Regions from separate parts of the Homo sapiens genome. Here region 2 is linked to region 1. Evidence: read pairs that join two places in POLR2A ChIA-PET (ENCODE). Cell type or tissue: MCF 10A. All regions are shown on one strand. Each heading gives the region's core, and the rest is flanking DNA. Links, peaks and the distances in the headings are about the cores only. Region 1 overlaps FAM241A (family with sequence similarity 241 member A). Region 2 holds the start of LINC02945 (long intergenic non-protein coding RNA 2945).

Region 1 (8,344 bases), core at 138-8,137:
ATCCTGGTCAAATAGTAAGTATGACAATTGAGACCAGGTGCTATACTACAGTGAGCCAGATGTGTGTATAAAACAAGAAACTGTTATTGTACAGGAAAAAAAATGCAAAAACCACAAAACCATTTTAAAATTATTATTTTTACTTTCTTTCTGTGCCGATAGCACTCCTGCAAACATGGTAAACATTCCTAAAACCCACTGGACTTTCTGTACGAAGTGTGGCAAGCACCAACCCCACAAAATGACACAGTACAAGAAGGGCAAGGATTCTCTGTATGCCCAGGGAAAGCGGTGTTACGACAAGAAGCAGAGTGACTATGGGGGACAAGCTAAGCCAATTTTCTGGAAATAAAACTACAAAGATGATTGTGCTAAGGCTTGAGTGTGTTGAGCCAACTGCAGATCTAAGAGAATGCTGGCTATTAAAAGATGCAAGCATTTTGAACTGGGAGGAGATAAGGAAAGAAAGGCCCAAGTGATTCAGTTCTAAGTGTCATCTTTTGTTTTATTATGAAGACTATAAAATCTTGAGTTTATGGCCGGGTGCGGTGGCTCACGCCTGTGATCCCAGCACTTTGGGAGGCCGAGGCGGGCGAATCACGAGGTTAGGAGATCGAGACTATCCTGGCTAACACGGTGAAACCTCGTCTCTACTAAAAATATAAAAAATTAGCCAGGCATGGTGGCGGGCGCCTGTAGTCCCAGCTACTCAGGAGGCTGAGGCAGGAGAATGGCATGAACCTGGGAGGCGGAGGTTGCAGTGAGCCGAGATCGCGCCACTGCACTCCAACCTGGGTGACAGAGTGAGACTCTGTCTCAAAAAACAAAAACAAAAACAAAAAAAAATCTTGAGTTTATATTCAAAAAAAGTATTATTTTTGCTGATGTAAGTGAATCAAGACAAGTATAACTAAACTGCTTTTAAAAACTGATACATTGAAACAATTAGAATGTGAATCATCACAAGATTGATTTTATATTTATAACAAAGCCTATAGTGTAGGCTTTAGAACATAGGCTTTAGAGCCAGATTGCCTGAATGTGTCTAGATTCCACCAATTACTAAGGGATCTTGACTAAATTACATAATCTCTCTTCCTCAGTTTCCTTTATGTTTTGAAGATCATAGTACTTAAAGCATTGCCCAACACATACTATTCAATTAGTGTTCATTTTTTAAATTAATAAATGTGTCATGAAATAAGTTAAAAATTTCATTTAAACATTGCTTGTTGTTTTCAAGGCTTACATATTTCAGAGCATATCTACATAGGGATAACCTTTGAGATGAAGAGGAATACAAAGCAAGAAATCAGTCTTTGCAGGTGACTAAATTCTGAAGTGAAGATGTTTTGTAAACCACAGAATCGGTTTGTGGTTTATCAGTGCTATAACCAGCTATCCTTTTATATAATAATACAGAAGCAGTTAAACACACCATATCATTTTTAAAAACATCATTTAAATATTTGAAAGCAGTGCATTAGTGGGTTTTTTGCCAATTCTTTTGATTTAGTTTATGACCAAATTGACCTTTTTTGAACTAAATGCCAAGCATTTTGCAGCTCTTAAATGTTGATCACATTTTGCCTTAAAATATATGTATTTGTTTATAAATGTTAACCTCCACACTAGATTGTTAGCTTCTCAAAGTTAAGGATGTAATATTACTTATCTAATACTTTATAGGTACCAGAAAAAATGTTTGTTGAATTGGTTCTAAAGTGTTTTTAAAGCCAAATAATTATAAATGTTATGCTGAATATAAATGACAACATAGTTTTATTTGTTCATTTATGCGTTAATATGTTTATTTATTTGCTGTTTTTTTCTTTCTGGGCTGCCAGATATTTTGTGTTTGTTTTGAGGCAAGGTCTGGCCTTGTCACCCAGGCTGGAGTGCAGTGGTGCGATCTTGGTTCACTGCAGCCTCTGCCTCCTGGGCTGAAGCTATTTTCCTACCTCAGCCTCCTGAGCAGCTGGGACTACAGGCACACACCACCATACCCCGCTAACTTCTGTATTTTTTTGTAGAGTCAGGGTCTCACTATGTTGCCCAGGCTGGTCTTGCACTCCTGAACTCAAATGATCTGCCCACCTTGGCCTCCCAAAGTGCTGAGATTATAGGTGTGAGCCACTATGCCCAGCCCTGCCAGAGATTTAATGTGGGCCATAGAAGGAGGAGACCATTTTAATGTTTACAGAGCATTCTTGATTTACTTTTTATATTTCTACATTTTTTAAGAACTTCCCCAGAGAGTTATAAATAATGATAGAAAGTATTTTAATTGTGCTAAAAGTTTTTCTAAAAAATAGGTTTGAGTGTGACATTTAATGTATTGAAAGCAACTAAGGAAAAAACAGGACTGACTATTCTGAGATTTGGGTTTCTGGTTAACTTTCTTTAGGCTTAATGAAAAAATGAGTTAATTACCAGCTAAAGTACATGGTAGGCTACTGCACAATGATGGAAAATTGCCCACTTAATGATATGTGTGAAAGGATAGTGAAGAAGGAGAAAAAGGGAGCCATTTTAAAATTCATTTAACTTCAAATATATATTTAAAGCCTTTTTTTAATGTTAGTAAGAACTGCCTGATTAAATGGATCCTTATAAGTCAAACTTTTATACTGAGAGTTTGATCACAGTACATGTGAAGAATAATAAACACTCTTGAAGGTGCTCACGGTCCCAGGACTGATTCCAGAGAACTAGCTACCTACCATACAGCGTCCTCTGATTCAGCCTCACAGAAGTTGTCTCACAGTTCACCATCAAAAGTAATGTCCAGAAATAACCAAGGTAGGGCTTCCAGAACAATGAGGTAAGGAATTCAGCAGACTGTCTCCTCAGCAAAGCAGCAATTTAACTGTTGAAAATTATGGAGCAAAACAAAATAAAAGTCTTTTAAAGTCTCCAAGAACCATCCTCAAGGTATACAGCAAATAGAGAATTATTCATTCAAGAAAATATACTAAATCTCAGGCTGCAGTTTCACCCTGGAGGAGTAGGCCTCTGGTGTTTTTCAGCTCTCTGCCCCTCCTCCTCCTAGCTCCATGTTGTGGAATCTCAATTCCAGGTAGGTATAGCTGAGACAACCAAGTCTCTCTTCCCCTAACCAGTCTCTAAGCGAGGCACAGCAAGTCCAGAACACGGAGGCCCACCTTCCCCTCCCTGCACTCACTGTAGGGCAGAGGTTCCCTCCCAGGAGAGGTAACCCAGAAAACCAGGGGCTGCTCCCCAACCTCAAGTGTCTAATTTTACAGCAGGGTGTCACCCCAGGGAATGGTGCAATGGTGCAGGAGCCCTGCCCAGGAGGAAAGGCAGATCTGGCTGGGCACGGTGACTCACGCCTGTAATCCCAGCACTTTGGGTGGCTGAAGCCGGTGAGTGAAGAGCTCCATAGATTTCCCTGAGAGGACTTTGTTTACTTGGGAAAGGGAATGGAGAACTTTCCGGGCTAAGTTTGTTGTTGAAAGCAATACAGATCTTGGTGAAGAGCAATTAATAGGAGGCTGATAGCTCCATAATATATCAAAACATATTACTAGTGGCACCGTCAAAACAACACAGCAGCCAGAAGTTTTAAAGAGAGAACCAAGGAAGGAGCCAAGAAGAGCCTTCCTGGGATCAAAGTCAACTGTGAGAATTCGAGAAAGCAGGGCTCATGTGCTAGGCTGCACCCTCTCAGGAGCAATTATGGTAGGATACGGGGTAGACTTGAAAGCATTCTCCATGCTGTACATAGACCCATCAACACAGGACAATAGCCTCAATGGCACAAGGGGCTTAAATTCAACATCTGACTGAAACCAATTGAACAATAAACTATTCTGACCCCTTACTCCTTGGAAACCAGGCTTTAAAGTGACATCACTGTCATCCCTGGCAGTCTGAAAAACTGTGTATATGCCCAAGGCATTTCTCTGTCAGTTGCTAGAGTGGGAATCTCCAAGCTACTAGTCCCTGGCTGAATGTGTAAAGTGCTTACCACAATATCTAGCAGATGGGTGAATTCTGATTAGTGGTAGCTATTATTATTATCATCATCTATAGTCAGAATTCTTGGTTTCAAGTGACAAAAATCCAACTCCTACTAGATTTTGGAAAATAGGAATTTATTGGCTTACGTTATGAAAAAGACCAAAAGTAGATATGCTAGCTATATCTGAGTACTTAAATTATGTCAATGAAACCGTCTCTATCCATTTCTTGGCTTTACTTTATGTTGGCTTTGTTCTTAGCAAGCTTTCCCCCCTAGTAATATGATGGCCTACAACTCACCAGCTATCTAACTACAGTTTGTTTGTTTTTTTCTCAAGCAAAAACAAAAACAACACAGAAAAAACCTGTCTCTTTTTCAATAGTTGCAGTAAAAGTCTTGGCTAGAGCTTTCATTGGCCTGTCTTGAGTTACATTTACGTTCCCAAGAAAATGAAATGTTCAGCCGGGTGTGGTGGCTCACACCGGTACTCCCAGCAATTTGGGAGGCTGAGGTGGGTGGATAACCTGAGGTCAGGAGTTCGAGACCAGCCTGGCCAACATGGTGAAGCCCCATCTCTACTAAAAATACGAAAATTAGCTAGGTGTGGTGGCAGGTGCCTGTAATCCTAGCTACTCAGGAGGCTGAGGCAGGAGAATCGCTTGAACCCGGGAGGCAGAGGTTGCAGTGAGCCGAGATCATGCCATGGCACTCCAGCCTGGGCAACAGAGCGAGACTATCTCAAAAAAAAAAAGAAAGAAAATGAAATGTTCTTATTGGGCAGGCTTGGAGCTGGGGAATGGAGACATCTTCAACCAACACGTGGACTAAAAGCAGGTAAAGTATGGTTTCCCCAAAGTTAAATCAAGTAGAATATATGGTATATATACTAGACAGGCAAAAACAGCAGACTTTCAATACTGCATATGTAATGATATGCATTAACACAACAACATGTAATACTGGACACAGGAAGACAGTTATAAGTGAATCTTAAATCGTCAACTCACTCAGCAAAAGCCTATTTATAGAATGTAGCTTGTGCCCTTTCCAAAGTGAGTAAACAGGTTCTACCAATATTAACGTGCACAAATTGTTCTGTGGGTAGAGATGTTCCATAGAAAACATCCCACTTCAATTTCTATATAATTAAATTGTCGTAACACTTGAAAAAATACAACTGAACTTAATTATCATGAGAAAGATAATCACTAAGGCATTAATTATCTCAGGCAGCATGGTACAATAGAGAATAGAAGTAAAAATCACAAGATATAAATTCTGCCAAAAATAGAGTAATAATAATTACCATATATTGAGTGCTTATTCAAAAAGGTTTTATCTGTTTTCTTATCACAACAACTCTAAAGTAGGTATTATTATACACATTTTATGGGTGAAGAAACTGAGAGTCAGTGGTTAAGTAATTTGCCCAATGTCACACAGCTGATACATGACGGAGCAGGATTTGAATCTGTCCTGTTTGCTACGAAAGCCTTGGTTTTTTGTTAATGGGCTATGGGACTTAACCTCTTCATTCCTAATTTCTAAAGTAAGAGACTGTGCTTTAATTATCTTTGAAGATGCTTCTCAAAAATCCAGTGATTACTTAAGGGTTTACCTTTAATTTCTCATCATTAATTTGGGGTATCTTTTAAGAAGGATTTTGAATCAGTTAGAACACCCCTCTATTTTTATGTATGTCTTTAATCATGGACCAAAAAAAGAGTATCACTGCTTTGGTGAGAACACTCTTCGTGTGCATGTCATAGTCAGTACTCTCTGTATAACCACAAAGGAAACTGTACATTTGACAAATGTTTTTCCATTGGGACCTCACATACAAAGAATAAATTTTGGCAAAGACAAAAGTGATTAACGATAGAACAGGAAAAAAAAGCTCCATCTATATTTCTGCACTCATGTACTGGTTTATATGTGAAGTCTTATGGGTTTGCTTATTGTTTGTTGGGGAGGTTTTTTGTTTGTTGTCTTATTGCAATTCTGCCAACCACATATCTCTTCATTCTTGCCGAGCCTTTTTTTTCACATTTGAATCTGAATTCATTACTACTTTTAAAAGCATGAAAATGTACTAACTTGCTGCAAATAGCTTTACTTAAATTTTTGTACAGGATGAAAATGAGAATTTGAGCAACTTTTCTGCTTGAATACTTTTAGGTATTCTGTAAACTGTGAGAAAAGATGTAAAGGAAAAAAGATAGTGATACTCATTTTGCTGTGTAAAATGTATTCATTCTGTGTAAAATGAAAGTGTATTTATATAGCTTATCTTTTCAGAGGTGGAATACATAAAATGTCTCTGAAAACTAAGCAGCATTAACTAGATGTTAGCTATTAATGTAATAATAACTGGAGGGTGTGTACAGTATAGGGATTAATGGTGAGTCCCCTGGAGTAAGAATAACCAGGTTCACATCATAGATCTTTCAATTACTAAGTATAGGTCAGTGTCCAGACATTTAATTCCTCTTAAACTTTACAGTTTCCTTATCTATAAATGGGGGGAAATAATAGTGCCTCCTTTACAGATTGTTGCAAAGATCAAACAAGATAATGCATGTAAAACACAATGCATGTTACATAGGAGGCACTTGGGTTGGCTTTCCTACTCTACCATTAATAGCACTACCACTGCTATTACTCTGAAAATTACAAGCATCTTGAGAGAGAATCAGACCCCCAAGAGCTCATCTGTACGTATTAGTGTCTGCTCTTAAAACGCAGTGGGTTAGGAATTATGCCGAGCATGTAAATTTTAGCTAGCAGCTGTCATATTCTGTAATTTAGTCTAGAATTTATAAATATTTCAAAAATATTGAAAAATTCACAACTATGCTCATGGGAGAATATAATGAATATTGATATTACATTTAAGTTTTCTTTGTTTTAAATTTTGGTGGGTTTTTTGCATAGTATGTTATTGTAGAATATTTCCATTGTTCCTTCAGCAAATACTTATTATGAGTCTATGATGGGCCAGGCATAGTGCAATATACAAAGTACTAATGTAAAATTTGTAAGACATGTTTCTTGCCCTTAATACCCTTAGTGGGTTCAAAGCTAGTGACAGAAAATAGATATATAAAGAAATAATTTTATAGCAAAATACTATGCTAGGCACAATAATGGTCTCTCCAAAGATGTCCACATCTTAATCCTCAGAACCAGAGAATATGATATCTTACATGGCAAAAGGAATTTTGCAGATGTGATTAAATTTAAGGACTTTGAGATGTGGAGAGTATCCTAATTATCCAGGTGGATCAAACTGATTTCACATGGGTTCTTAAATACAGAGAACTTTTAATTTGTCTTGACTTAATTCTTGTATATGGTGAAAGGTAGGGATCCAGTTTCATTCTTCTGCATATGACTAGCCAATTAAATAGGGAGTCCTCAACACCATTAAATAGGGAGTCCTTTCCCCATTGCTTGTTTTGTCTGCTTTGTCAAAGATCAAAATATTTACATGTAAGACCTCAGACTATCCTAGAAGAAAATCTAGGAAATACCCTTCTCAACATCGGCCTTGGCAAAGAATTTTTGGCTAAGCCCCCAAAAGCGATTGCAACAAGAACAAAAATTGACAAGTGGGACCTAATTAAACTAAAGAATTTCTGCACAGCAAAAGAAACTATCAACAGAGTAAACAGGCAGCCTACAGAATGGGAGAAAATTTCCACAAACTATACATCTGACAGAGGTCTAATATACAGAATATGTAAGAAACTTAAATCAACAAGCAAAAAACAAATAACACGATTTTTAAAAGGACAAAGGACATAAACAGACACTTCTCAAAGGAAGACATAAAAGCGGCCATGAAAAAATGCTCATCATCACTCATGAGAGAAATACAAATCAAAACCACAATGAGATACCATCTCATACTAGACAGAATGGCTGTTACTAAAAAGTCAGAAAACAGATGCTGGCGAGGCTGTGGAGAAAAGGGAATGCTTATACATTATTGGTGGGAATATAAATTAGTTCAGCCACTGTGGAAAGCAGTTTGGAGATTTTTCAAAGAACTTCAAACACTCTGATGTAGTTTCTTTTGCTGTGCAGAAGCTCTTTAGTTTAATTAGATCCCCTTTGTCGATTTTGGCTTCTGTTGCCATTGCTTTTGGTGTTTTAGACATGAAGTCCTTGCCCATGCCTATGTCCTGAATGGTATTGCCTAGGTTTTCTTCTAGGGTTTTTATGGTTTTAGGTCCAATATTGCAGCACTACTCACAATAGCAAAGACTTGGAACCAACCCAAATGTCCAACAATGATAGACTGGATTAAGAAAATGTGGCACATATACACCATGGAGTACTATGCAGCCATAAAAA
Region 2 (8,344 bases), core at 227-8,226, 65 kb before region 1:
GTATGAAATAAATAAATTAGGTAGTACAATTATCTGGACAAGTCATGAGACCCTCCCCCAACAAAAAAATGTGTTACACTTATTCCTCTTTATTTTATACTTTTCTGTTAAAAACTTAACAGTTATAATTTTTTTTTACTTTTTGCTTTTGTAATTTCTAAAAGCCTCAGCAGATCCTGGAGAGTATGAGATTAACTTTAAAAGCAAAAGTTATTCTATGTTATGGAAAGACACACATGACCAGTATATGAAGTGGTCGTGTCCAGTAAGCCTGACTAAGCTCTACAAGCCTTATTTTTTCTATGTACTGTCTGTTTTCTATTGCTCCCCAAAAGCAAGACAAGCAAACTTGTCTATCTTTTAGAAGGTCCTTTACAATACATTTTATAATTTAAATCTCCTTCATTTTTAGAAAAAAAATATGTACATATTTTTTTTTGAGATAGTGTCTCACTCTGTCACCCAGGCTAGAGTGCAGTAGTGTAATCACGGGTCACTGTAGCCTCAACTTCCCAGGTTCAAATGATCCTCCTACCTCAGACTCCCAAGTAGCTGGGACCACAGGCATGCACCACCACACCTGGCTGGTTTTTTTGTTTTTCCTTTATGTTTTTGTAAAGACAGGGTCTTGCTATGTTGCCCAGGCTTGTCTTGAACTCCTTGGCTCAAGTGATCCTCTCACCTCGGCCTGCCAAGTCCTGGGATTACAGGTGTGAACTACTGCAGCCAACCTAAATCCCCTCTAAAGAGATATATGTTCTTTTTTTCATGGTCAGAAATTCTCTTATCAAGAGAGATATAAGACCTATATCCCCTCCTCAAAATCTGGGTGGGTTTGTGACTCACCTTTAACCAACAGAAAGCAGCACAAGTGGCATTTCATGACTTCCCAGTATAGGTCAGAAAAGACAATGCAGCTTCCGTTTTATATATTGAGATACTCACTTTTGGAGCCCTGGCTCCCCTGAGGTTGCCATACTTTGAGGAAGCCCAGGTGACAATAAGAGGCCATTTGTAAGTATTTCAACTGACACTTCTACTAATGTCCTAGCTGACAAATAACATTAACCACCACATAAGTGAGTGAAGATACCTCCAGATGATTCCAGCACCCAGCCCCTGAGTCATCCCCAGGCCTCATATCTCCTCAGCTGAGACCCCAGACTATGAGCAGAGATGAGCCAGTTGAACTAGGCCTTGTCCAAATTCCTGATCCACAGAATCCATGGGCACAATAAAATATTTATTATAAGCTGCTAATTCTAAGACAATAGAAATTTTGCAAAATATTGACTGGCCTGGCTAATTTCTAGAATTCATAAGCTCTACCAGTCTCTTTATCCAACAGGTCAAATATTCCCATATATATCTATTATGGATTGAATTGTGTGCCTCCCCAAATTCATATAAAGTCCTAACCCCCAATACTTCAAAATGTGACCTTATTTGGTGATAAGGTCTTTTTTTTTTTTTTCCCCGAGATGGAATTTCACTGTCGTTGCCTAGGCTGGAGTGCAATGGTGCTATCTCGGCTCACTGCAACCTCCACCCCCCAGGTTCAAGCGATTCTCCTGACTCAGCCTCCCAAGTAGCTGGGCTTATAGGCATGCACCACCACCACACCTGGCTTATTTTTTATTTTTAGTACAGACGGGGTTTCACTATGTTGATAAGGCTGGTCTCGAACTCCTGACCTCAGCTGATCCACCTACCTTGGCCTCCCAAAGTGCTGGGATTACAGATGTGACCCACCATGCCCAGCCTTGGAGATAAAGTCTTTACAGAGGTAATAAGTCAAAATGAGTTCATTAGGGTGGTCCATAATCCAATATAACTGGTATCCTTATAAAAGGGAGAAATTTGCAAACAGAAAGCCATTGACCATCAAGATAGCCATCTACAAGCCAAGAAAAGTCCTAGACAGTTCCTTCACTGACAGCCCTCAGAAGGAACCAACCCTGCCAACACCTTAACTTTGGACTTATTGCCTTCAGAACCCTGATGCAATAAATTTACATATTTAAGCAACCACTTTGTGGTACTTTGTTTCAGCATCCCAAGAAAACTAATTTAGCATCCAAGCTAGGGCCAGCAGGCAGGGAGGAGTCTCAGGGGCCAGAAACAGATGGAAGTTAGAAGGAAGCAAATATTATAGAGTCTCATTATCTATTGTTGGAACTAGACCAATGTGTGAGTATCATCTACAGTACAGTTGCACCAAGTGGTCTGCTAACTGCTTATTCCTGCTATAGTCAGGATCTTACTAAAGCAGCCATTCTATCCTTAACCAGTTCTGTTAGCAACTCAATTAGTAAGTCAAAATCATGTGTGGGATCAAACACACTGGGCTTAATCTACTTCACATAGGATGGTCACTTATATATTCTCAAATAGCTGTCTGCCTCTCCTGAGTATTTAGCAAAAGAAACATGCTCAGGCTCTTGCAAACATTCCTTAAATTATGTTATCCTATGTCCTTTGAGCACCATGCTTATTCTTTTCTGAATTTGAGTCCATTTATGCCAAAACAAGAAATAAATTTCCTATAATAAAAACTGTCTAGGCCAAGCATGTGACTCACACCTGTAATCTCAGCATTATGGGAGGCCGAAGTGCATGGATCATCTGAGGTCAGGAGTTCGAGACCAGCCTGACCAATATGGTGAAACCCCATCTCTACTAAAAATACAAAACTTAGCCAGGCATGGTGGTGCGTACCTGTAGTCCCAGCTACTGGGGAGGCTGAGGCACAAGAATCACTTGAACCTGGGAGGGGGAGCTTGCAGTAAGCCGAGATCGTGCAACTATACTCCAGCCTGGGCGACAGAGTGAGACTTCAACTCAAAAAAAAAAAAAAAAAAAAAACTGTCTAGCACTACCATTGGCTACTTTCTAAGATGGTGAGTTTACTCTTACTGAAAAGAGTTTTGAAGACTCATTCAAGGATGTTATAGAGAAATTACTAAATCAAAGAAGAAATTACGCTGGCTGTCCCTAAAGTCACCTTTCCGTTACATGATCTTATAAAAATGTAGACACCTGAGACTCAGTTATATTCTCTCATGAACTGCATAATAAATGAAGGACAAAAGGGGCACACAATGAAAACTTTAATGATGCTATATTTTAGTAAGCCTTCACAGAAGAAGAAACCTCCAGAAAAAAAAAAAAGAGCATTCTGAATAAGACACAAGCTAGTTGTTTATCATAGCATCTCACTTACCTTCCACTTAGATAAGCTAGGTCTTTACTTAATCCTATGGCCACAGATGCTCATGAAAATATTTCTAAAAAAGCGTTTTATGAAATTAGATGTACCTGCCTGATGCTTTATATCAATATTGAAATAAGAAAGCTCATAGGAAGATTTCTTTCATATGGTTAGCCTTATGACATTTTCACACAAACCTGTCTACAGGTCAATCTGAAATATGGTTCCTTTTATTATAACCTATTCAAACAAAGATTTTATCCTTGAATAAATAATAGAAATGTCAAAAGAAGGTTTTCTGTGCCTGACCCAATGCGCAACTAGGTTGCATTTCCCAGCTGTCCATCTTCCTGCTATTTTCTTTGGCAATGCTGCTGAGCAAGAAAACTTGTCTACAGACTGGGAATTCCTAAGACTCTCATATATAGGGAACTCCTACAAATTAGTAAGAAAAAAATCAGACACCCCAGTAGAAAAATGGACAAATCTCCATGTGAGGACACAAAGAAAGCACCATCTATGAGAAACAGGCCCTCTCCAGACACCAAATCTGCCGGCACCTTGATCTTAGACTTTCTAGCCTCCAGAACTGTGAGTCATACTTTTCTATTGTTTATAAATTACACAGTCCAACGTATTCTGTTATAGCAGCCCAAAGGAACTAAGACAATTGGTAAGAGCTAATACCTGGAAACTACATATGCTGGTTTTCTAGTTACTGTTTCTCAGCTCCAAAACTGTCATTCTGTACTCTGCTTTGTAAGGTTGAGGCTGGAATTCTGCAACCATATTTCTACTTTGCCAGACAAATCTATGTTAGGTTCTACCAAGGGAGGTGCTAAAGAGAGACTGGAAGGGTTGCAGAGGGAGAAGGAACTAGATTCCTTCCTGTTTTGCTTTCTGTTTCTGTCAGCATCATTACAACAATGGTTCTTCACTCTGGCATTGGCAATTGGTTGTGGTGTTCAGTTTTTCCCACACTCTCACAGCCAGTCTCCTCATCCCACTCAGAGGAATCTGTACCATCTGGGATCCTCAGGGACCCCCTTTACAAGGTCCCAAGGCATCAGCACCCCCTGAGCCACAACCCCTCTTCAGAGATCTTGATTCCATCTCCACAGAACTTCTCCTCTAAACTTCTAGGTTCTAATGATCTTTTCCCCTTTGTCCACAAGCCTTACAGGTGCTTCCTGCAGTTATTGTCTTTGTATTATCTTAGTGTTTCCTTTTCCCTTTTCAGTCCTCCAACACCTATTTAGCCAATTCTTTATATTAATTTTTTTCTTTAAAATAATTGGTACGTTTATAGTCCATCAACAGTAGAATAAAGTATAAAATATTCTCAATGTGGAATAATATACAAAAATGAGAATAAATGATCTACTATGCCTAATGACATGGATAACTCTCATAAACAATGATGAGCGAAAAGAAGCCAAACACAAAAACAGTATATAATGTATGATTTTCTTAATATAAAATATAAAAACAGGTAAAACTGATGTACAATGTTTAGAAGTCAAGACAGTTACTCTTGTTGGGGAAGGTGGGAGGGTTGGTTAGTGGCTTCAGTGCTCAGGAGGGCTTCTGCAATGCTGATAATATTCTGTGTCTTGGTCTGGATTTCATGACACAGAAGTGTCCAGTTTGTGAAAATTCATTCAGTTTTGCAAGTACAATTTGATTGATTTTCTGTTTATCATACTACCAAAAAATATTTAAATAATAATGCAGCAGCTATAAGTTGTAAACTAATGTTTGCAGTCAAACTGGATATTGACAGTAACTTTACATCATAAAAACATTTTTATAAATTCAAAAAAGTGAAAGAATCATGAGTAATTTATATTTTAAAAAATTAAAATGTTTTAAAAATAAAATATTATACAAAAATAAGCACAGTACTTTCTCTTAGCACTCTTTTACTTAGTGCCTCACATTTGTTTTTACACTCATGTCATTTCTTTTATAAACTATAATGTGCCAACTAAAACATGTCAAACCTGTAGTGCACCCAAGCTAGTTTTATCACCACAGTTTTATAAGGATATGAGAAAACTGGAGATAATTTAAGAAATAAATCATAAATTTATTCTTGAAAACCTGTCAACACTTTGGTTCTTGATTCCTATCTTCCCTTTCAGAATATAGGCCCTAATATCTACTAAAAATCTACAGTATGCTTTTTATCCACTTTAATTTTAGCTTTTAATATTCTTTTCCAATACTCCACCTGCTTGACTGTACTCGGTACTTCTTCAGTCTCCCAGATGCATTCACTCTATTGTACTGGACTGTTTTGAGGTTTGTTTGTTTTTGTGTTTTCCTATGGCAATTCATTCTGGATACCATAATATCATTGCAGGCCAGATTTTCCCACAGCGTTTCCATACTGGACTGAACTGTTTTTGTGGGCTTTTTGTTGTTTGTTTTTTTTTTTTTTCTGTGGCAATTCCTCCTGGATACCATGATCTGATTGCAGGCCAGATTTTCCCACAGCATTTCCTGAAGGGTCATCCATTCAGTACCTTCCCTGTGACCATTTCCAAGTCCTGGCCCTTCCTGATCTTCCAGGTCCTGCCCTCTCATGTGATTTAAAAAAAAACAAAAAAACAAAAAAAAACTTCCAGAATAGAATGTTCACAAATTGAACACACCTGTAAAATAGGAAGCCAGATCAAGATACAGAATATTACCAGTGCACATGATGGGGTAGTTCACACAAAGACTGCATGAGAATCTATGAAAATTATTTATTCATTCAATAGATATTTACAGTGTGTCTACAATACCAGTCACTCTTCCAGGTCCTAATGCTACCCTGGAAATTCATAAGACCAAATTTTCAGTTCTGACTCTGCTACTTTCTAACTATTTGATCTTGAATACATTACTTAACCTTTCTGAGCATCAATTTCTTTATACATAAAAATGCAGTAAAACATTTCTAAAATGTCGTAATCACCAAAGGAAAATCAAAAAAGCCTTATGGAGAAAATACAGGTTGTGGTGAGAAAGGCACAGACAATTCTAGTTAGCACAGTTAATTGAACATTGTATTAGCCTGTTCTCATGCTGCTATAAATAACTTCCTGAATCTGGGTAATTTATAAAGAAAAGAGGTTTAACTGACTCACAGTTCTGCATGGCTGGGGAGGCCTCAGGAAACCTACAATCATGGCGGAAGGCACGTCTTCAGAGGGTGGCAGCAGAATGAGTGCCGGCAGGGGAAACGCCAGACACTTATAAAACCATCAAATCTCGTGAGAACTCACTCACTATCACGAGAACAGCACAGGGGAAACCACCCCCATGATTCAATTACATCCCACCAGGTCCCTCCCATGACATGTGGGGATTGTTACAATTCAAGGTGAGATTTGGTGGGGACACAGCCAAACCAGATCGAACATCTATTTCTTCTGTTTTCACAAATCCCACAAAAATGGAGAAAAAAGGAGAAGGGTTAAAAGGCGGTAAAGTACATGAAAAAAAGATAAATGGACAATAGCAGGTGAGAAATATCTCAACAAATTTAGTGGAAAAGAAGATGGAGCAGAAGTAATTAATTTAGCAGTGTAACCTCAGGGTCCACAGAGGGAGAAACTAGTAAAGCTAGCCAATGTGTTATCTGGAGGCTTGGGGCTAGAACAGCAGAGTTCCTATGGGAAGTAGGGGTGAGGCTCAAGCTGAAATCAGGGCCTAGTTGAAAGACTGTACAGTCTGTTTGTTTATGAAGCAGCTGGAAGTCTAGGCCCCTTTCCCACTTCACCTCACCCATCAAGGACCAGAAATTCACTCAGAGAAACCCTGAACTCCTGAAACCAAACATAGTGTGGCAGATGGAAGACTGAAAATAGGGGGTGGGGGATTAAGTGAAAATCTGGATGCTGAAACTAAGACTTTCAGCTGCTTTTTCTACTCTACATTCAGAACAATAGCAGCCAGACTTACACACCGACTCTGTCACATTTGCCCCTCCATCCCCAATTCATATTTAAGTACATTGAAAGGATTCTTGAGAAGCGTGTGACAGAGATATCATAAGATCTGGAAAATCAGCAAGAAGATCTTAGCAAACTTGGCAAATGAAAAGGGAGAATTATTAACTGCAGGGAAAAGTATTATATGAGAAAGAGGTGTGGTGTAGTGCACAACATGGCTAAACATTGCGTAACATTTGCACAGTCATGATAATGTAAACACTGAGTATTGGTTTAGCCAAAAATGCTAATGTAACTACATCAGGGGATAGGGGAAGGAAACTGATGGAACACAGGAGTTTTCTAGGTATTATTGTTTGGCCTTCAACATACATTCGCACTCTTTCCACATACCCCCTTAATTACAAAGGCTGGGAAGCTAAAAATGACCACATTTCCCAAAAGGTCCTGCAGCTACAGTTCTGGACACAATTTAAGTTCTCTCATAAGATGCACTCATTTGAGATTTGGAAGGCAGAAGTGAGGCAAAGGCCATTTTCTTGTGACTGAGGCAGCTGGTAAACAAGATTAGACAGATAAGAATGTTTGCAGTAGGCCAGGCACAGTGGCTCACGCCTGTAATCCCAGCACTTTGAGAGGCTGAGGCAGATGGATCACCTGAGCTCAGGAGTTTGAGACCAGCTTGTCTAACTTGATGAAACCCCGTCTCTACTACTAAAAATACAAAATTAGCCAGTCATGGTGGTAGGTGCCTGTAATCCCATCTACTCAGGAGGCTGAAGCAGGAGAATCGCTTGAACCCAGGAGGTGGAGGTTGCACTCCATTCTGGGTGGCAGAGCAAGATGCAGTCTTTAAAAAAAAAAAAGAAGAAGAAGAAGAAGAATGTTTGCAGTAGGCAGACTTCACATCCTAATGTGTCTTCATGGATGTGGGGCATTAGCAGAGGTGACAACAGCAGCCACCTGACCTCTGTATCAACCCTACTCTACATGGTATGCCACTGAACCCAATAGTCCTGCAACAGCCTTTGCCTCCCACTCAGTTTTTCCCTGCCCCATCCCCTACTCCCAACAATTTAGTAATCACTGCACTGAATTGGTAATTCCCTGTACTGAATTACTAGAATGGTTGCATTTCCCCAAATTAAACACACACTAATACAGGGGAAAAAAACTAAGTCCCAAATGA

Evidence for each region. Peaks named below come from ENCODE experiments on the same cell type or tissue, not always from the same donor. Only the 100,000 strongest peaks of a DNase experiment are listed, where the experiment ranks them.
Region 2: POLR2A ChIA-PET joins it to region 1 with 13 read pairs; 4 of 35 experiments call an interaction of 5 or more read pairs at or near these places.

The regions. Positions count from the first base shown.
Region 1 is chr4:112,171,041-112,179,384 of GRCh38, forward strand. The region is part of intron 1 of FAM241A (family with sequence similarity 241 member A); the gene reads left to right. It also overlaps the pseudogene RPL36AP19. Among named protein-coding and RNA genes, the nearest start is that of FAM241A, 30 kb to the left of the region's middle. In MCF 10A, for the core only: no CTCF peak of the experiment used is centred there; a DNase peak (open chromatin) is centred at 3,321.
Region 2 is chr4:112,105,841-112,114,184 of GRCh38, forward strand. LINC02945 (long intergenic non-protein coding RNA 2945) reads right to left here and starts at 6,430. Exons shown (of 3, transcript NR_186682.1): 1 at 6,349-6,430. In MCF 10A, for the core only: no CTCF peak of the experiment used is centred there; DNase peaks (open chromatin) are centred at 3,781 and 7,401.